2 separate regions of the Homo sapiens genome follow, and region 1 is linked to region 2. A link is a loop called in an ENCODE intact Hi-C map of the cell type or tissue named here. Cell type or tissue: CD14-positive monocyte. All regions are shown on one strand. Links, peaks and the distances in the headings refer to the core of each region. The heading gives the core; the rest is flanking DNA. Region 1 has its middle 8.0 kb from the start of SH3KBP1. Region 2 overlaps SH3KBP1 (SH3 domain containing kinase binding protein 1).

Region 1 (10,760 bases), core at 1-8,000, 160 kb before region 2:
AAGCAACCTTTCCCATTATTAAAATTATGCTCTTTAAAGAAAACCTGGAACAGTGCCGGTCACTATCCTGGGCACTTTACAAGCATTAGCACATTATTGCCTCAAGACAACCCTATGAAGTAGGCACTATTCTCCCCATTTTACAGATGGGGAACCTGAGTCACAGGTTAAGAAACCTCCTGGCCAGATGCAGTGGCTCACACCTGTAATCCCAACACTTTGGGAGGTCCAGGTAGGAGGATCGCTTGAGCCTAGGAGTTCGAGACCAGCCTGGGCAACATAGTAAGATCTCCGTCTCTACAAAGAAATATGAAAATTAGCCAGGCATGGTGGCGGGTGCCTGTAGTCCCAGCTACTTGGGAGGCTGAAGTGGGAGGATTGCTTAAGCCCAGGAGGTGGAGGCTGCAGTGAGCCATGATTGCACCACTGCACTCCAGCCTGGGTGACAGAGTGAGGCCCTATCTCAATAACAACAACAGCAATAAAAAAAAGAAACCTACCAAGGTTGCACAGCAGCTAGTACCAGGTGAAGCCTAAACTCATCATGCCCAGGCTGGTGGCATAGACACCTCTATGCTCTGCTGGCTCAGAAAATAGAAGGAAAACGGATCAACAACAGCCGCATGGCTTTAGGATGACCTTTTAACCTTTTGGAGTATTTGCTTGCAAAGCTTTTAATGTATTTTTTAAGTTAAAAGGCAACTGGGAGCTGGGCGCGGTGGCTCACACCTGTCATCCCAGCATTGTGGGAGGCTGAGGTGGGCCGATTATGAGGTCAGGAGATCGAGACCATTCTGGGTAACACAGTGAAACCCCGTCTCTACTAAAAGTAAAAATAAAAAAATTAGCCAGGCCTGGTGGCGGGCACCTGTAGTCCCAGCTACTGGGGAGGCTGAGGCAGGAGAATGGCGTGAACCTGAGAGGAGGAGGTTGTAGTGAGCCGAGATCACGCCATTGCACTCCAACCTGGGCGACAGAGTGAGACTCCGTCTCAAAAAAAAAAAAAAAAGGCAACTGGGGGGCGGGCGGCTCATGCCTGTAATCCCAGCACTTTGGGCGGCTAAGGCAGGTGGATCATTTGAGGTCAGGAGTTCAAGACCAACCTGGCCAACATGGTGAAACCCTGTCTCTACTAAAAACACAAAAATTAGCCGGGCGGTAGTGGCATGCGCCTATAATCCCAGCTACTTGGCAGGCTGAGGCGGGAGAATTGCTTGAAATCGGGAGGCAGAGGTTGCAGTGAGCCAAGATCATACCACTGTACTCCAGTCTGGGTGACAGAGTGAGACCTTGTCTCAAACAAACAAACAAAAAAAAGCAACTGGGGATGTGTGTGTAGCCGTTTTATCACTTAGTGTTATACCATGAGCATTTTATGTGTATACAGATTTCATACCAAGCAAAACACTCACGAAGATCCATTGACATTTTATATTAAGACCATTGAATAGAGTTCTAAACCATGAAAACAAATGAGCTGTTTTGTCCAATTTCAGACGATGTCATCATTTCTAATGGAATCAGACACAGCTGACTTTACATTCCCAAGCCTGCTCTCTCCTGCTAAAGAACATTGATTGGGCATGACATTTAGCCTCTCGGAACCTGAGTTCCTTCCCTTGTACAATGTTAATACTAACATATAACTGACACTGTTGTGAGAATTTAAAAGCAGATAAGAGTATCGCAGCCCCCTCCTCCATAAATGGTAGCGATTGTTATCTTAAGATTATCCTTTTTGCCCAGAGAGACTTTCAAAAGACCCATAACACTATTTTGTGGCAGGTCAAACCTTTTCATTCCTTTATTCAGGCACTGAGAAAAGGTCTAGTCCATATCTGATAGTTTTTGTGTGTGTTGTTTATAGTTATGAAAGACTGAGGCGTATATAAAACTTTTCAGAAAATTTAATTATGAACACATGTCAAAGTCAAAGTTTTGTTTCAAGATTCCCCCCCTTTTTTTTTTTTTCTTTTCTTGAGACAGAGTCTCTATCGCCCAGGCTGGAGTGCAGTAGCACGATCTCAGCTCACTGCAACCTCCGCCTCCCGGGTTCAAGCAATTCTCCTGCCTCAGCCTCCCAAGTAGCTGGGATTACAGGTGCCCACCACCATGCCTGGCTAGTTTTTTTGTATTTTTAGTAGATACAGGGATTCGCCGTGTTGGCCAGGTTGGTCTTGAACCCCTGACCTCAGGGGATCTACCCGCCTTGGCCTCCCAAAGTGCTGAGGTTACAGGCATGAGCTACCGCACCCAGCCCCAAGATTCCCTCTTATTCCCCCTTGGTTGGGACATTTTCTGGGAAGTGAATGGTTAGATGATCATTGTCAGACTGGACACAAGGTGAAAGAATGTCTGGCTAAACATCACTAGACTTCTGACCTTAGGTCAGCTGAGACGGGGGCAGGGGGTGGAGGGAGCAGTCTCCCCGACAAGGGCTTAATCTCATTAAAGAGTATCAGAGAATTGCTTTAGCATTTTTTCAGGAATTCTAATTTCTTCCCAGAAGAAGATTATGAAATGCATTCAAATTTAGGAAAAAAGAAAAAGGTGATTTGAGAGTCCTCCAGGGAAAATAGTACCCCCTCTTCAGTGTTCTCAATTTCCATCATTAGAGCACTAAAGAGGAATTACTAGCTCCAAAAAATTACAGTGATAATAGGTGGAAATCATCATATATCTTAGTATCATTACACACTTTAAAAAATGTCTGGAAGAATATTCCTTCAAGAGTTAACAGTGATTATCAATTATCTCTGCAGTAATTGGTAATTGTGAGATGATGGAAGATTTTCACCTTATACACTGTATCCTTAATATTTTATTTTAGTTTAGTTTATTTTTGGGACAGGGTCTTGTTCTGTCACTCAAGCTGGAGGACAGTGATGTGATCATGGTTCACTGCAGCCTCGACCTCCTAGGCGCAAGCAGTCCTCCCACCTCAGCCTCCCGAGTAGCTGGGACTGCAGGTGCGTGCCACCATGCTTGGCTGATTTTTTATTATTTTATTTTTGTAGAGATGGGATCTCACTATGTTGTCCTGGCTGGTCTTAAACTCCTAGGCTTAAGCAATCCTCCTGCCTCAGTCTCCCAAAGTGCTTGGATTGCAGGCATGAGCCACTGTGCCTGGCCTGTTTTATTTTTTAAAATACTGAGCAGAGATTACTTTTCTAATGATAATGATATGAATATATATCGCAAAACATCAAGTCAGTTTTACCAGTTCAGGGCTATGCCTCACTGGTAGCTCCCTTGAGCCCGTTTTCATTGCCAAGGACCAAGCAGTTCATCAGATGACAGAGCGTTCACCTTGGCTCTGAGGAGTTGAGGTACAGCGGGGATTCTCACACTTGAGCTGCTGATCAAAACACAGGTTACTGGGTCCCAGCCCCAGAGTTCCTGACCCGGAAGGCCTGGGGCGGGGTCCCCAGCGTGCATCTCTAACAGGTTCCCACATGCTGCTGCTGCTGGGCTGGGGACCACACTTTGAGAGCTTCTGTGGTCCAGAAAAGAAAACTTCAGCTGGGGAATAGAATCCTTAACCCAGGGCTGGCAAGCAAAACAAAGAAGATGAACTTGACTTACTTCCCACTTTTGCCTCTGGCTGGTCTGTAATTATTTTTGAGAAGAGGAACTTGATTTGACTGACTCTATTTAATAAGAAGTCGTGCTAGAAAAGGGTTGTGCCATCTCTTATTAAGTGACCGCCTGGTTCAGAGACTTTTCAATTAAGTCCCATAGCCTCGGGCTTGAGGATGCATCTGAGGTTGGCTGTCTGCTTTGGGGCCTTCACAATCTAGGGGATGGCTGTGGCGTTTCACCGTCAGCTCAGGCCACTGGTCTTGGTTTCTCTGAACCCCGAGGTGATGGGGTGGTGGTTATTGTAATTCTGATTTCCTGTTTGGGAAGCAGTGTGGGGGTATTATTGGAGGAGTTAAAACACAGGGAATATCGTCCCCACCCAGCCCCATATAACCCACCAATCACATATGTATTCATTCTCTTTTGGTACTAAAATATACATAACAAAATTTGCCATTTTAACCATTTATTAATGTACAGTTCAGTGGCATTAAATACATTCACATTGTTGTGCGACCATCACAACCATCCATCTCCAGAACATTTGCATCTTCCCATACTGAAATGCTGTAACCATGATCACTCTTTTAAAATCTTTAACAGCTTTTATTGAGATATAATTTGCATATCACATAATTAACTTTTTTTTTTTTTTTTTTTGAGACGGAGTCTCGCTCTTTTGCCTGGCTGGAGTGCAGTGGTGCAATCTCGGCTTGCTGCAACCTCTGCCTCCTGGGTTCAAGTGATTCTTCTGCCTCAGCCTCCCGAGTAGCTGGGACTACAGGCGCACACCACCATGCCCAGCTAATTTTTGTATTTTTGGTAGAGACAGGGTTTCACCATGTTGGCCAGACTGGTCTCAAACTCCTGACCTCAGGCAATCCACCCGTCTCGGCCTCCCAAAGTGCTAGGATTATAGGTGTGAGCCACTGTGCCTGGCAATTCACCCATTTTAAAATGTATAATTCAACAGTTTTTAGTATATTCACAGAGTTGTGGAACCATCAACACAATCAATTTTAGAACGTTTTGTCACCGCAAAATGAAACCCTGTACCCATTAGCTGTCACTCCTCAATTCCCCCAGCCCCTGACAACCACTAGCCTACTTTCTGTCTCTATGGATTTGCCTGTTCCAGAAATCTCATATACATGGAACCATATAATAGGTGGCTTTCGACAACTGGCTTCTGTCACTTAGCATCATATTTTCAAGGGTCAACCATGTTGTGGCATAAATCAGTACTTCATTCCCTTTTGTATTCATTTTTTTTTTTTTTTTTGAGACAAAGTCTTGCTCGGTCACCCAGGCTGGAGTGCAGTGGTGCAATCTTGGCTCACTGCAGCCTCAAACTCCCAGGCTCAAGTGATCCTCCCACCTCAGCCTCCCATGTAGCTGGGACTACAGGCACACGCCAGCATGCCTGGCTAATTTTTGCATTTTTTTGTTTTTGTTTTTGTAGAGACAGGGTTTCGCTGTGTTGCCCAGGCTGGTCTTGAATTCCTGGACTCAAGCGATCCACCCACCTTGCCCTCCCAAAGTGTTGAGATTACAGGCATGAGCTACCGAGCCTGGCTGTATTCGCTCTTAATAACATTCAAATTTGAATTCATTATCTCCTCCACATCCCTACCCCAACAAAAACTTCCTTCTCCACTTAGTGGATTTCTCCACTTAGTTGAAACTCCATTATCTATCCAACTTCCAAGCCAACTAACAAAATATCTCTATTGAATCCTCCATCTTTGCTCCCTATCCTCTCGTCAAATCCACTGCCTCATCAGAGCCTGTCAAATGTATTTCAAAAATGGCTCTAGAATGTAACCTCTCCTCTTTGTTAGTATCATTGCCATCATATTTCTTGCCTTTACCACCTCTGGCCTGTTGCTGGCCTCCCACCTGCAAGCTCTTCCTCCAGTCCTTTCTCCACAGAGCTCACCAGTTACCTCCCTAAAAACAGCCTGCTTAGAAATCTGTGCTCCAGGCCAGGCACGGCGGCTCATACTGGTAATCCCAGCATTTGTGAGGCCGAGGTGTGTGGATCACTTGAGGCCAGGAGTTTGAGACCAACTTGGCCAACATGGTGAAACCCCATCTCTACTAAAAATACGAAAATTAGCCAGGTGTGGTGGTGCACACCTGTAATCCCAGCTACTCGGGAGGTTGAGGCAGGAGAATTGCTTCAACCCAGGAGGCAGAGGTTGCAGTGAACCGAGATTGTGCCACTTCACTCCAGCCTGGACAACAGAGTGAGACTCTGTCTCAAAAAAAAAAAAAAAAAGAAAAGAAAAGAAAAGAAAAAAGAAACCTGTGCTCCTACCCATTGCCTGCAGGGTCTTGTTTGATCTGGCCCTGACATAGAAACCATTTAGAATCAGACATTTCACTACACTCCTGCCCCTTCCACAGGAGACCCCTTGAAAATGCCATCTGTTCTGCAGACTCTGCACATCCTCACTTGTTCTTCCCTCTGTCAGGAACACGGGCCAATGTCTGTGCAGCCTGGAGGCTGAGCTCCAAAGGAACCCAGCCTGTGAAGGAGCCCCTGAGCTTAGCTTCTCCCGAAGGTTCTGGGACAAAAAGAGAAACTATGTTTGCAAGTCAATTCCTACTTTTAAATTTTCATTACCGATGAGATCAAAAGCCTCCCATAGTAATTTATCAGTTTCCATTTTTAAAAATTGGCCTGTTGATACAGTTTATTCCTATGTTAAATGCCATTGTTCTATTTAATGTTAACATTTATTTATTTAGACGGAGTCTTGCTCTGTTGCCCAGGTTGGAGTGCAGTGGCACAATCTCGGCTCACTGCAACCTGTACCTCCCGGGTTCAAACGAGTCTTCTGCCTCAGCCTCCCCAGCAGCTGGAATTAACGTGCGTGCACCACCACATCCGGCTAATTTTCATATTTTTAGTAAAGACGGGGTTTCACCATGTTGGCCAGGCTGGTCTTGAACTCCTGGCCTCAAGTGATCTGCCTGGGTAGGCCTCCCAAAGTGCTGAGATTCCAGGCGTGAGCCACCATGCCTGGCTTAATGTTAACATTTATTACAATATATATATCACACATATGATCTTAATGTCTGGTGCTTTGGGAACTTTTTTGATTATCATTTGATTTGCCTTTTAATTGTGAAAATGTAGTTCCTTACACATGACCCCTTGTGATTTTGGTGGGGGAGGAAACCAGCAGGATGGGTAGAAAACAGTAGAAACCATGTTTTTTGTTAATCTCCTGGGACCATTCTCCCAATTTACTATTTTCTTAGACAAAGCAGTGCTGTGGAAAAGGATGGAAAAATGTTCTTGGCAAGTTCATCTGTGCACCAGGGCTCTTTTTGCGCACTTTGGATACAAGCTTGTGTGACCAGTCAGCTTGGGAGTTGATTACTCAGGCATTCTTTGGATTTTTAAACGAGGACATCCTATTTTTGTAGCATTGTGGACATGCACGTCTCACCTTCTAGTTGCTTCCTTTGTGTTTTCCTTTGTTTACAAAGCGAGGCGTTCCCACAAACCTTGTAAAGAAGGTCATGGTTTAGCTGTTTCATAAGTGATCTACTTCTCTGATTTGATTCGTTTGTTCATCTTTATAGAGCAGGTGAACCCAGTCCTGTTAGATTTGCTGAAAAAGATTTACTGAAAAGGAAAAAGAGGGAAGGGAGTGGGTCATTCTAAGAGAGGCTATCAAGCCAGGTAAACATAATAGAGCAAGACATTTGTCATTAATATTTCTGTGGCTTTTGATCTAGACATCAGTTACCTTTAACCTGGTGTGCATGAAGCAAAGGAGGAATGGAAAAGCCTGCCTCAAAACCATCAGGCTCACACCTGTAATCCCAGCACTTTGGGAGGCTGAGGCAAGTGGATCACTTCAGCTAGGGGTTCGAGACCAGCCTGGTCAACATGGCAAAACCCCATCTCTATTAAAAATACAAAAATCAGCTGGGTGTGGTGGTGCACACCTGAGGTACATGAATCTCTTGAGCTTGAGCTCAGGAGGCAGAGGTTACAGTGAGCGGAGATCACATCATTTCACTCCAGCTTGGGCGACAGAGTCAGACCCTGTCTAAAAAAAGAAAAAAAAAAAGCCATCAGCACAGAGCCATGACTGCTTGCTTAAAGTGAACAGACACTCCTCAAAAGAAGCACTATTCACAATAGCAGAGACTTGGAACCAACCCAAATGCCCATCAATGATAGAATAAAGAAAATGTGGCACATATACACCATGGAATACTATGCAGCCATAAAAAGGATGAGTTCATGTCTTTGCAGGGACATGGATGAAGCTGGAAACCATCATTCTCAGCAAACTAACATAGGAACAGAAAACCAAACATTGCATGTTCTCACTCACAAGTGGGAGCTGAACAATGAGAACACATGGACACAGGGAGGGGAACATCACACACCAGGGCCTCTTGGGTAGTGGGGCGCTAGGGGAGGGATAGCCTTAGGAGAAATACCTAATATAGATGACGGGTTGATGGGTGCAGCAAACCACCATGGCACGTGTATACCTATGTAACAAACCTGCACATTTTGCACATGTATCCCACAACTTAAAGTATAATAAAAGAGAAAGAAAGAAAAAAAAAAGTGCTGTTTGCCAGAGTTCTCCAAGTAAAGTTACTATTTCCCCCATTTTAAATATGAAGACATATTTATTTCAGGGAAAATACTTTGAGGCTATGCAAATATTCTGTTTCTCCTTAAAGTTTCACCCACTCATTTGTGAACGGTAGTTGGATCATGCCTATATTAGCAGTTACTGTGATGTTCTAATGATGCTTTTCCCTTTCTCTCATTTCTCCTACACTTTAATTGGAATTCCTCTGTAAGGAAGACTTGTCCCTTCTCCTTGATATTTTCCCCTAGTCAGTTATTTAGTTGTATTTCTATAGACTCAAAGATATTAATTTTCTTCCAATACAATCATTAATTATTTTGTTGCTTGAATTGCTCCAGCTTTGGCCTTTGGGAGCCCTTTGGGGTTGGCTCCTGTGCCCTTCTGCTGTGCCCTGTCACCTTTGTTGAGTACATCTTTACTTTCTGGCACTGTGAGATTTTTACATTTCTCCATAAAGTTCATCAGAAGCACTATACAATGAGTGTCTTTTGTACAGCACTCAGCACGTAATTTATATTAATGTAAAGACAATATTAAAGGTTATCAAAGTATTGTTCATTAAAGGCAAATTACAGATGTTAAGTCCGAGTACTCAGAGATAGCAAGTATGAAAGACAGAAGCTCACCCACCTTCAATTTTTTCTTTTTTTTTGAGACAGGGTCTTGCTCTGTCACCCAGGCTGGAATGCAGTGGTGCAGTCACGGCTCACTGCAGCCTCAACCTCCCAGGCTCAAGTGATCCTCCCATTTCAACCTTCTGAGTAGCTGGGACTACAGGTGTGCGCCACCTCATCCGACTAATTTTTGTATTTTTTGTAGAGACAGGATCTCACTATGTTGTCCAGGCTGGTCTGAAACTCCTGGGTTCAAGTGATCTACCCACGTCGGCCTCCCAAAGTGCTGAGATTACAGGCATGAGCCACCATGGCCGGCCACACCTTCAGTTTCTATCCAAAAATATGTTACTACTACTGAGCAACATAGCGGTGCCTTTTAAGTCATACGATATCATTTTAAGTGTAACAGCTCCGATACTTTCTATTTCCAAACTGCATAATCTCCTCTGGTGGAAATGGGAGTTCAGTGGGACAAAGATGTATTAAATAAAATCCTATTTCTCTAGAAATATTCATGAGATGAATTTACATCATTTGAAATATTGCAATAACCATTTTGTTAAAAGATACTCTTGTAAGAGGGAGGCAGGATGAGAAATTATGCATCTATTCATGTCAGCAGCTGGATCTGAATCTTGATATTAACTTCCCTTGTGCTGGTCAGCAAAAGTTTCTCCAAGGAAAAATGAAAGGACAATAGGAACAATTCAGAAGAACTAAACAATAAGTGAAAAAATGGAAGGTTCATTTTCATAAGTCAGAGAAACTTAAAATGAAAAATAAACTATAGTGTTTTGGATAGAATCACCACAACTTTGTTTAGTTAAGGCATTAAAATTAGGGCACATGTCCCGGTGCGATGGCTCACGTCTGTAATCCCAGCACTTTGGGAGGCCAAGGCGGGTGGATCACCTGAGGTCAGGAGTTCAAGACCAGCCTGGCCAACAAGGTGAAACCCCATCTCTACTAAAAATACAAAATTAGCTGGGCGTGGTAGCGCATGCCTGTAATCCCAGATACGCGGGAGTCTGAGGCAGGAGAATCGCTTAAACCCGGGAGGTGGAGGTTGCAGTGAGCCAAGATCCCACCATTGCACTCCAGCCTGGGCAACAAGAGTGAAAGTCCATCTCAAAAACAAAAAAATAAAAAATAAAATTAGGACATAGCTCAGGGATTTTCAAAAATATTGTCTTGCCATCAGTCTTTCTTTTGTGGTAACGCAAATTTGACCACGCAGGAAGCAGATCAAGGAGGAGCGACACCGCATTCCTGTCCAAGAAGGAAAAGATATGCCTTGAAATAGACCAGAGAATAAACAAGACTCAAAACTTCAAGCAAGTCGGGCGCAGTGGCTCAGCCTGTAATCCCAACACTTTGGGACACCGAGGCGGGGGAGGATCATTTGAGCCCAGGAGTTTAAGACCAGCGTGGGCAACATAGTGAGACCTCATCTCTACAAAAACTACAAAAATTAGCCGGGTGAGATGGCACGTGCCTGTAGTCCCAGCTATTTGGGAGGCTGAGGTGGGAGGATCACTTGAGCCCAGGAGGTTGAGGCTGCAGTGAGCCATGATCACGCCACTACCCTCCAGCCTGAGTGACCGTGAGACCCTGTCTCAGAAAAAAAAAAAAAAAAGACAACAAAACGAAACAAACCCCCCAAATTTCAAGTGATCTGTGTTCACCTGTGTGAAGTTGGAAATAAAATTCCATGAGAAGACTGTCTTCTCCACATAGGACAGAGAGACCAAGCAGGACATAAGACAAACTGCTGATTTTTTCTTTTTCTTTGAGCCGACAGGGTTCCCGCACCCCATCTGCTGGTTTAGGTGTAGTGGCCTCTGTGATGCCTGGGTAAGTTTAGCTATGGGAAGGTATCATCAACAATGTTCAAAGACTTTTGACTCATCATTGTGAGAATGCACTG
Region 2 (8,000 bases), core at 1-8,000:
TTCATTTAAACTTGCAGCATGGATGTTGTATGTTCTGAAGTTATCCCAGACTCCAGTATATCGATGAGTTAAGCCAGAAAATGTGAAAACTTTACTTGGAGCCAAATGTCATTCTCTTGATGAACCAGACAGAAAAGAGTTGTATGTTTTCTTCAAAGAATGATTGATTCTTTTGTTTCTTCTATCATTAAACCCATAAAAGAGAATGATGGGCCCTCCTAAATTGGAGCATTGATATATAGAGACTTTTTTAAAAAAGCATTCAAATGCCGAGATTGTGCCACTCCAGCCTGGGCAACAAGAGTGAAACTCCATCTCAAAAAACAAACAAACAAACAAACAAAAAAAACGCATTCAAATGTTGAGTTTAGAAGAAAAATTGAATAAAACGGAAGTTTGAACAGTTAGCATATATCCTAAATAGGTTCTTGAAAATGAACAGTGGATTTTTGTCCATTTGAATATAGACTCTTACCTACTTGAATTAAAAATGAAATAAAAAAATCAAGCTGGACACAGTGACTCATTCCTGTAATCCCAGCACTCTGGAAGGCTGAGGTGAGAGGATTGCTTGAGTCCAGGAGCTCAAGACCAGCCTGGGCAACATAGCAAGACCCCATCTCTAAAAAAAATAAAACAATTAGCTGGGTGTGGTGGCATGCACCTGTAGTCTTAGCTACTCAAGAGGCTGAGGTGGGAGAATCACTTAAGCCCAGAAGGTCGGGGCTGCAGTGAGCTGTGATAGCGCCACTGCACTCCAGCCTGGGTGCCAGAGTGAGACCCTATCTCAAAACAAAAAACAAAAAAAAGAAAAAATTATTTGATCCTTAGAAGGATTTCCTGGCTAACTTTATTCATGTGATCAGTTAAGTATCCAGGCTGTCATCAATACCCTGCTGGCCCGTGTGAGGACCAGGTTCCATCTCAGGGTTCTCGTTTGCACTGTTAACAGTGCATGCAGAGAAGATGTATCTCTGCCTCTCTCTGAACCTCTCCTGTTGCCTGGAATTTTGGACATTGTTCCTTCCTCACTTTTTGGTAGACACCCATGAACATTCAATAGTACATGTTTAGTGCATGCCCACTATGCATCTGCCCTTGTGCTTGGTGATGGGGCAGATAAAGACTGGAAAAACACCAGCCAGTCCTGCCTGCAAGTAACTCAGTCTGTTGTATCCCTTGGGAAACGTTGAGAAAGTGCTGCACGTTTCTTATATCATTTTGATGGCAAGGTGGGGATGTGTCTTGTATTTACTTCTGTCATTCTGAATGTGAAGCCACTCCGTGGGTTTCTGGTTGGCTTTATATGTCCTTGTTTCTATTTCCAGTTTATCATGAATTCAGTGTTTGGTAAGTCTCTATTGTATTTTGCACATTTACTATTTTTTGCTATATTATTATGCTCTCCTGATACAAAATGTATTTTATAGTTACCTTTTTAAGTCGCTCTGCTACTTTGGCATCTGCCTTCCCAAAGATAAACTGCTTTTACCATCTTTATTTAAGGTTTTTTATGCATTTGCATTTTACTGCCCCTTCCAGAGATTAATGCTGAAAGATCTGACGGTTTAAAAGATGTTATTTGTAACAGGTCTAGCTCTGATGCTACGAGGTGAGATCGTCTGTCTCATGAGATTCAAGTTAAGATGGGGGAGGGTTGCTCTCTGAATTGATATGTGGGTATGACTGATTGTAGAACATTGCTCTGTGGGTTCATTTCTGGTGTGTTTAATCCTTCAGACGGGTTCCATTCAAAAGTTTTCCTTAACAGAGGGATCAACGGCTGCTCTTCCTCTGGTGACACACTGTTGCTTTAAAAGTTAGTGCAGAAGTTCTTCCACATTAATATGGACCTCGTGTTTGCCACATGGAAGGGCTCTCCAGTTTGGTCTGCTACCTGTAGCTGTCAGAAGAATGTTGCTTAATGTTTACCTTTCTTCTCATAGTTTCAGCACTGGTCATTCCAAGCCCTAAACAGATCTAAGTGACTGCCCGTCCTTTCCCCACTTCCCCTGAAGGGGAAACGTTTTTTCTAGCTTTTAGTGTGAGGGCCTGGAATGCTTCTCATGGCGCCAAGGCGGTGGCGTGGATCTTGATAGGCCGTGAGCTCTTTGGCAGAAATGAAACTGTTAACAAAGGATGGAAAGAAGTATGTCCTTAGTAAAGAAAATGTCAACCTCTTTGGTTTGCCAGTGGTTTGTTGTTTAAGGTAAATGTGAGATCTGGGGGTTTGTTTGTAGAGATGAGACTTTGTTTCTTTCAAATTTTCTATTGGAGAAATAAATGTGAATTCTTGCCAGTTAACTGGGAATCTGAAAATGTGCCATTTGGGGTCAGACTTTTCTTTGAGTTTCAAGATTGCCTGTTTATTTGACTTAAGGAGCTGGTGTTTATGGACAGATAGAATAAGAGTTAACAGAAGACATTACTGTTGTGTAGAAGCTCTTGGCTATCACCTGAGCTGGTCTTTCCCAGGGGAAATGAAAATCTGGCGATCTGGCAGTGAATGGGGATAGATATGATACATAGTCATTCAGTAATATATACGTCTGTGTGAATGTATCTGTATACGCATCTATAGTCTTATTTTCCAGTGGGCCTTCATTCTCAAAAGCTCTGGAGTCAAGAGCCTTTAAAGAAGTCTTTTAAACTAACTGATCCCTGACTGCATTTCTGGCAAGTTTTATTGGGACACTGCGTTGTTAGCACCAGCAATTGATGTTGGAGTGTGTGTTACCCTTTTTCATGTTATTTTCTGAACCTATTGAGCCTAGAGTGAGGGGTGGTGAAATGCATGGTAAGAACTACATAGGAGGGTATAGCCATCATGTTGCGATTATGTGTGGGTCATTGATAAAATCGGTTTTTAGATTTTTTTTTCTGTTATGTTTAATCTCCTTTCTATCTCTGTGTCTTCTGATTTCAAGGCATTAACACTAATGAGTCTCCCATGGGTTAGTCATGGGTTTAAGACTCCCGCCATACTCCTGCTGGTGTCCGCCCAAATCCACCCAGAGGACAAGCCATGAAGTGGGTTTGTGGTGGTGGCTCCACCTGGTGGCTCTCCTAGGAAACTCCTCTTTCTGCCCACCTTTTCCTTCTCCTTGGGAGAATCTTGATGGAGGATGCCTTTGATTCCTCTGACTCAGTGTTCACTATTTGTGCAGTTCCATCCCAGACCCACGGCTTCTCACATTACTTATGGATTTTTTTAGCCCTTTTGCTTTTTCGCCTAAGAATTGCTCTTTGAACTCATATAATCTGTGTCCTGATCCTTGTTCTATCTGTGATACCCCTATGGACCAGGATTATTGTTAATGAGGATTAAAAAAAAAAAAGGACTCCCATAGGCATGACTCTAGATATAGATATTAATTTGGACAAAATAAAGAATCACACTGAAATCCCTGTAGGTATGTATGCCAAAATCTCCTGCCTAATAGCTCCAAGTACCCTTATCTACTTCTTCTTCACTTTTTGTTGAACCCATTTTTCCTCAAAGGAGCAATATTTTATTACCAATGTTGTTTTCAATTGTCAGCAGGTGGCGAAAGTAAAAAGCCAACTAACTTTTTGGCTTCATTGTTGTTTCATTATTGTTTGTGAATTCTCTACAGGCAGCCCCCTTCTTGCCTGGGCACAGACTGCCCCCGCTTGGTATGTCACTGAGCATAAGTATTTTTGATAAATAAAAATGTCTTTTATTCTCATTATTTTTCAGTTTTTAGTTGTTGATAATATTGCAGATATGACTTATTTTAGCTGCATTGTGGGTCAGTCTGGGAACTTAATCACCATTTATAACTTTGCTTCTATGGGAATAATGCATTCAGAGTTCCAAACTCTCTGCATAAGGCACATATAAGTCTTTTTTTTTTTTTTTTTTTTTTTTTCTTGGAGGCAGAGTCTCGCTCTATCCCCTAGGCTGGAGTACAGTGGCATGATCTCGGCTCACTGCAACTTTCGCCTCCCGGGTTCAAGCCATTCTCCTGCCTCAGCCTCCTGAGTAGCTGGGACTACAGGCACCTGCCACCATGCCCGGCCAATTTTTGTATTTTTAGTAGAGACGGGATTTCGCCATGTTGGTCAGGCTGGTCTTGAACTCCTGACCTCAAGTCATCCCCCAGCCTCGGCCTCCCAAAGTGCTGGGATTACAGGCGTGAGCCACTGTGCCTGGCCAAGTCTGACTTCTTTTTTTTTTTTTTTTTTTTTTGCATTGCTGACATGAATCCTTAAGTACCTTTGTAAAAGTCAGAGTCCGTATAATCGGTGCCCACTGAAGTTTGCTCATGTTGCAGAGGAGTTTATAATTCACACAGTATAGAATGCTGGAACTGTGCAAGCTCCACACAGTACACTAGGCTCTGAGGATAGCTTTGGGTTCAATCACATTGCACCATTGTATATGGTGCTTATTTTCACAAGGCCTGAGTTGGATCTTAGTGTGCCCACGTTTGTATGAGGCATGTCGTGAAAGTGGGTCCTATTGTATATTTCCATCTACTAGTGACGAGACCTTGCACCAAGCGTGACATGCTCAGATAGAAACCAGCCCAGCATTTCTCAGTGTGTGTTGTATGGAATTATAGCCCTTCTGACTATTCCACAAAGGAGGGATGCGGGGAGAGACAGGCAGACAAGCGGGGAGAGAAAATTGCCTCTCTCGTCAAATTTCAGCTGCAGCACTAACACCATCTTGGAGACTGACAAGCACATTAGCATAGTACAGGCTCTCAGATGGCCTATGGTAAGGAGACCTGCTTATCTTTGATCATGGAACTGCATGTTATTGGATACTAGTTAAGACTCCACTTTGGGATATGTTGGGCTTTAAGATACAGGACAAGGAGCTCTGTAAGCATCCCCAAGATAATCTTCAGGTTCCACCTCTCATGGGAAATGTTTGAGTAAGTGAGTGGAGATGGTGGTGCTGGCACTCAGAGAAATGACTGGCGAGGCTTCTTAAGCCTGCGCTGTCAAAAAACATGAGTTAGATGATGCTAGGAGAACATTCTTTGAATCTGAAACTTGAAAGCCAGTCCTCTTGGTAGTTTTTCAAGTGACAAGCTGAAAGGGAATTTTCCCTCTGATCATTTCTTGGGTCCTTGTATCTAAGAATGAGGCTTAGACACATGAGTGGAAGTCCTAGTCTGGGCTTTGGCATGAAAAGCAGGCTGAGGGGACCCAACCTAGCAACTGGTGAGGCCAGGGTGTTCAGGTCTACCTGGGACTTGGATCACGATGGAACCTGCGATTCCAGAGGTGGTTTTTATTATGATGACAGTCTCTACATAGTCAACATAGTCTCATTGCCTTCTCTACTTGCTTTGACTGAAAGACAGAAGTCTTAGCTTTTCCCGATGCCATTAAAACACTGAACGTTTATAAAGAAGAGCCTTCTTCTCTCCCTACTAGTGAAACAGGCTGGCATTTGAGTTCAAGTAATAAATCCACATGTGGGGTTGTGAGGAAAAACCACATAGCCTGCCTTTTTAGAATTCTGGAATCACAGAGTTACAGAGGTTACAGAGGGACCCACTTATTGACATCCCAGGCGAACGAACATGGAGCCTCTGCCCAGGGAATTGAAAAGGACACTCCTTGGCTCTGGCCTTGGCTAAGCCCCACGTGGGAGCCTCCTTTCCAAAGGGAAGTTTTTCTGGGTAGGGAACTGCTAGATTAATGAAAGGTAATCAGGCCAGGTGTGATGACTTACACCTGTAATCCCAACACTTTGGGAGGGCAAAGCTGGAGGATCTCTTAAGCCCAGGAGTTCAAGACCAGCCGGGGCAACATGGTGAGATGTTTTATAGTCTCTATAAAAAATACAAAAATTAGCCGGGCATGGCAGCGTGTGCATGTAGTCCCAGCCACTTGGGAGGCTGAGGTGGGAGGATTGTCTGAGCCTCGGAAGTGAAGGTTGCAGTGAGCTGAAATCGCACCACTGCACTCCAGCCTGGGTGACAGAGCGAGAACCCGTCTCAAAAAAAAAAAAAAAAAAGTAATTAGAGGTAGATGATATTTAGGTGCTGGTTGCATTTGTTGCATTATATGGGGACAGCAGCTATATTCACTTGCAGTAAGCTCTGGAAAAGGGGCATTTTCTTCTAATTATATCTGTTGATCTGTCATCACAGCCTGGTCTCTCTGATGCCATGTGCAGCCTCAGCTTAGTCTTTGGATTCTTGGCTTTTTGTGCTTCTGAAGCCTTAAGACTGTTGTACCCAAACAATGAGGACATTTCATGGCCCACCTCCCTAACTCATGATTAGGCCAACAGCGGGCCCAGCTGCAGTGCCAGGTGGGCTGCCCTCATTGTTTCAACCAGGAAGGGAAAGAGAGACCAGCCAGAAGCTTCCTCTGCATGTGCCTGTGCATGAAAAAGAGCATTTGAGGAGGACTAGCCTGCTTGTCGCATTTGTGTTTCTCTGGAGACCTGAATAGGTTCAGTGGCAGCAGGACCTTATTGCAGGGAGGATGGCTGTTGGGAGGACCCAGACCACTCCTGCTGCACCTCCACAGCTTCTGCAGCACTTTAGACAAGTTGCAGATTCCCCCTGTGTTTCCAGGTTTCCCATTTGTAAAACAAGGAAATGCTCTTGTTAATTCCTTCAGGGCAATTGTGAAGATTAAAAATGAGTAAAGAAAATAGGTTTTGGGATAGGGAGGCAATAGAGTGAAGTGGGGTAGGGTGTCACTCACTGAATACAGTAGTAATTGCTATTAAAAGTAGTAAACTGCTAGTAAGACCCCAGAGCATTGGGAAGGAATTAGAGATTTATGGAAAATAATAAAACGTGTTTTCATGAAACAACCTGTGATCACATGCACATGGCACCTTCTCCAGGATGGACCATATGCTAGGCTGTAAAAGAAGTCTCAGTGGCCAGGTGCGGTGGCTCACGCCTATAATTCCAGCACTTTGGGAGGCCGAGGCGGGTGGATCACAAGGTCAGGAGATTGAGACCATCCTGGCTAACACAGTGAAACCCCGTCTTTATTAAAAACACAAAAAAATTAGCCGGTCATGGTGGCGGGCTCCCGTAGTCCCAGCTACTTGAAAGTCTGAGGCAGGAGAATGGCGTGAACCCGGGAGGCGGAGCTTGCAGTGAGCCGAGATCGCGCCGCTGCACTCCAGCCTGGGCAACTGAGCAAGAATCCGTCCCCCCCACCCCCCCCCCCCGCCAAAAAAAAGGAGTCTCAGTAAATTTAGAAGGATTAAAATCATACGAAGTATATTCTCCAATCACAATGGAATTAAATTAGAAATCAACAATAGAAGGAAATTGGGGAAATTCACAATTACATAGAAATTAAGCAGTATGCTCCTAAATAACCAATGAGCCAAAGAAGAATTCACAAGGGAAATTTTAAAATACTTTGAAATTAATGAAAATGAAAACATGACATACAAAAATGTACTGCCTGTGGCTAAAGCAGTGTTTCAAGTGAAACTGACAGCTGCAAATGCCTATGTACAAAAAGAAGACAGATCTCAAATTAATAGCCTTTCTACTTTCTACTTTAAGAAACTAGAAAAGAAAAGCAAGCTAAACTCAAAGCAAGCAGAAAGAAGGAAATGATAAAGGTTACAGTGGAAATAAATGAAATAGAGAATCGAAAAACTATAGAAAATCAATGAAACAAATAGTTGATCCTTAGAAATGATCAACAAACTTGATAAACCTTATCTACACTGATCAAGAAAAAAGGAGAGAAGATTTCAGTTACTATATGAGGAGTTAAAGCGCGAACATCACTACCAATCTTAAGAGAAATTAAAAGGATTGTAAGGGAATAGTATGAACAACTCACCCACTGCTGGTGGAAATGTAAAATGGTACAGCCACTTTGGAGAACAGTCACCCATATGACCCAGTATTCCAGACTCTAGAAAAATGAAAACATATATGTCCACACATAACTGTACATGAATGTTCATAGCAGCATTATTCATAATAGCCAAACAGTGGCAACAACCCAAATGTCCACCAGTGGAT

What was found. Peaks named below come from ENCODE experiments on the same cell type or tissue, not always from the same donor. Only the 100,000 strongest peaks of a DNase experiment are listed, where the experiment ranks them.
Region 1: it touches region 2 in a loop (3.0-fold over the local background); 80 of 110 quality-filtered maps call a loop at or near these places.

Annotation. Positions count from the first base shown.
Region 1 is chrX:19,890,174-19,900,933 of GRCh38, reverse strand. No RefSeq gene overlaps it. Among named protein-coding and RNA genes, the nearest start is that of SH3KBP1, 8.0 kb to the right of the region's middle. RefSeq lists an enhancer at 10,668-10,717. In CD14-positive monocyte, for the core only: no CTCF peak of the experiment used is centred there; a DNase peak (open chromatin) is centred at 3,623.
Region 2 is chrX:19,734,908-19,742,907 of GRCh38, reverse strand. All of the region lies in intron 3 of SH3KBP1 (SH3 domain containing kinase binding protein 1), which reads left to right. Among named protein-coding and RNA genes, the nearest start is that of SH3KBP1, 150 kb to the left of the region's middle. RefSeq lists an enhancer at 6,450-6,539. In CD14-positive monocyte, for the core only: CTCF peaks have their summits at 2,852 and 3,054 (motif pointing left); a DNase peak (open chromatin) is centred at 3,037; H3K27ac peaks cover 914 bases.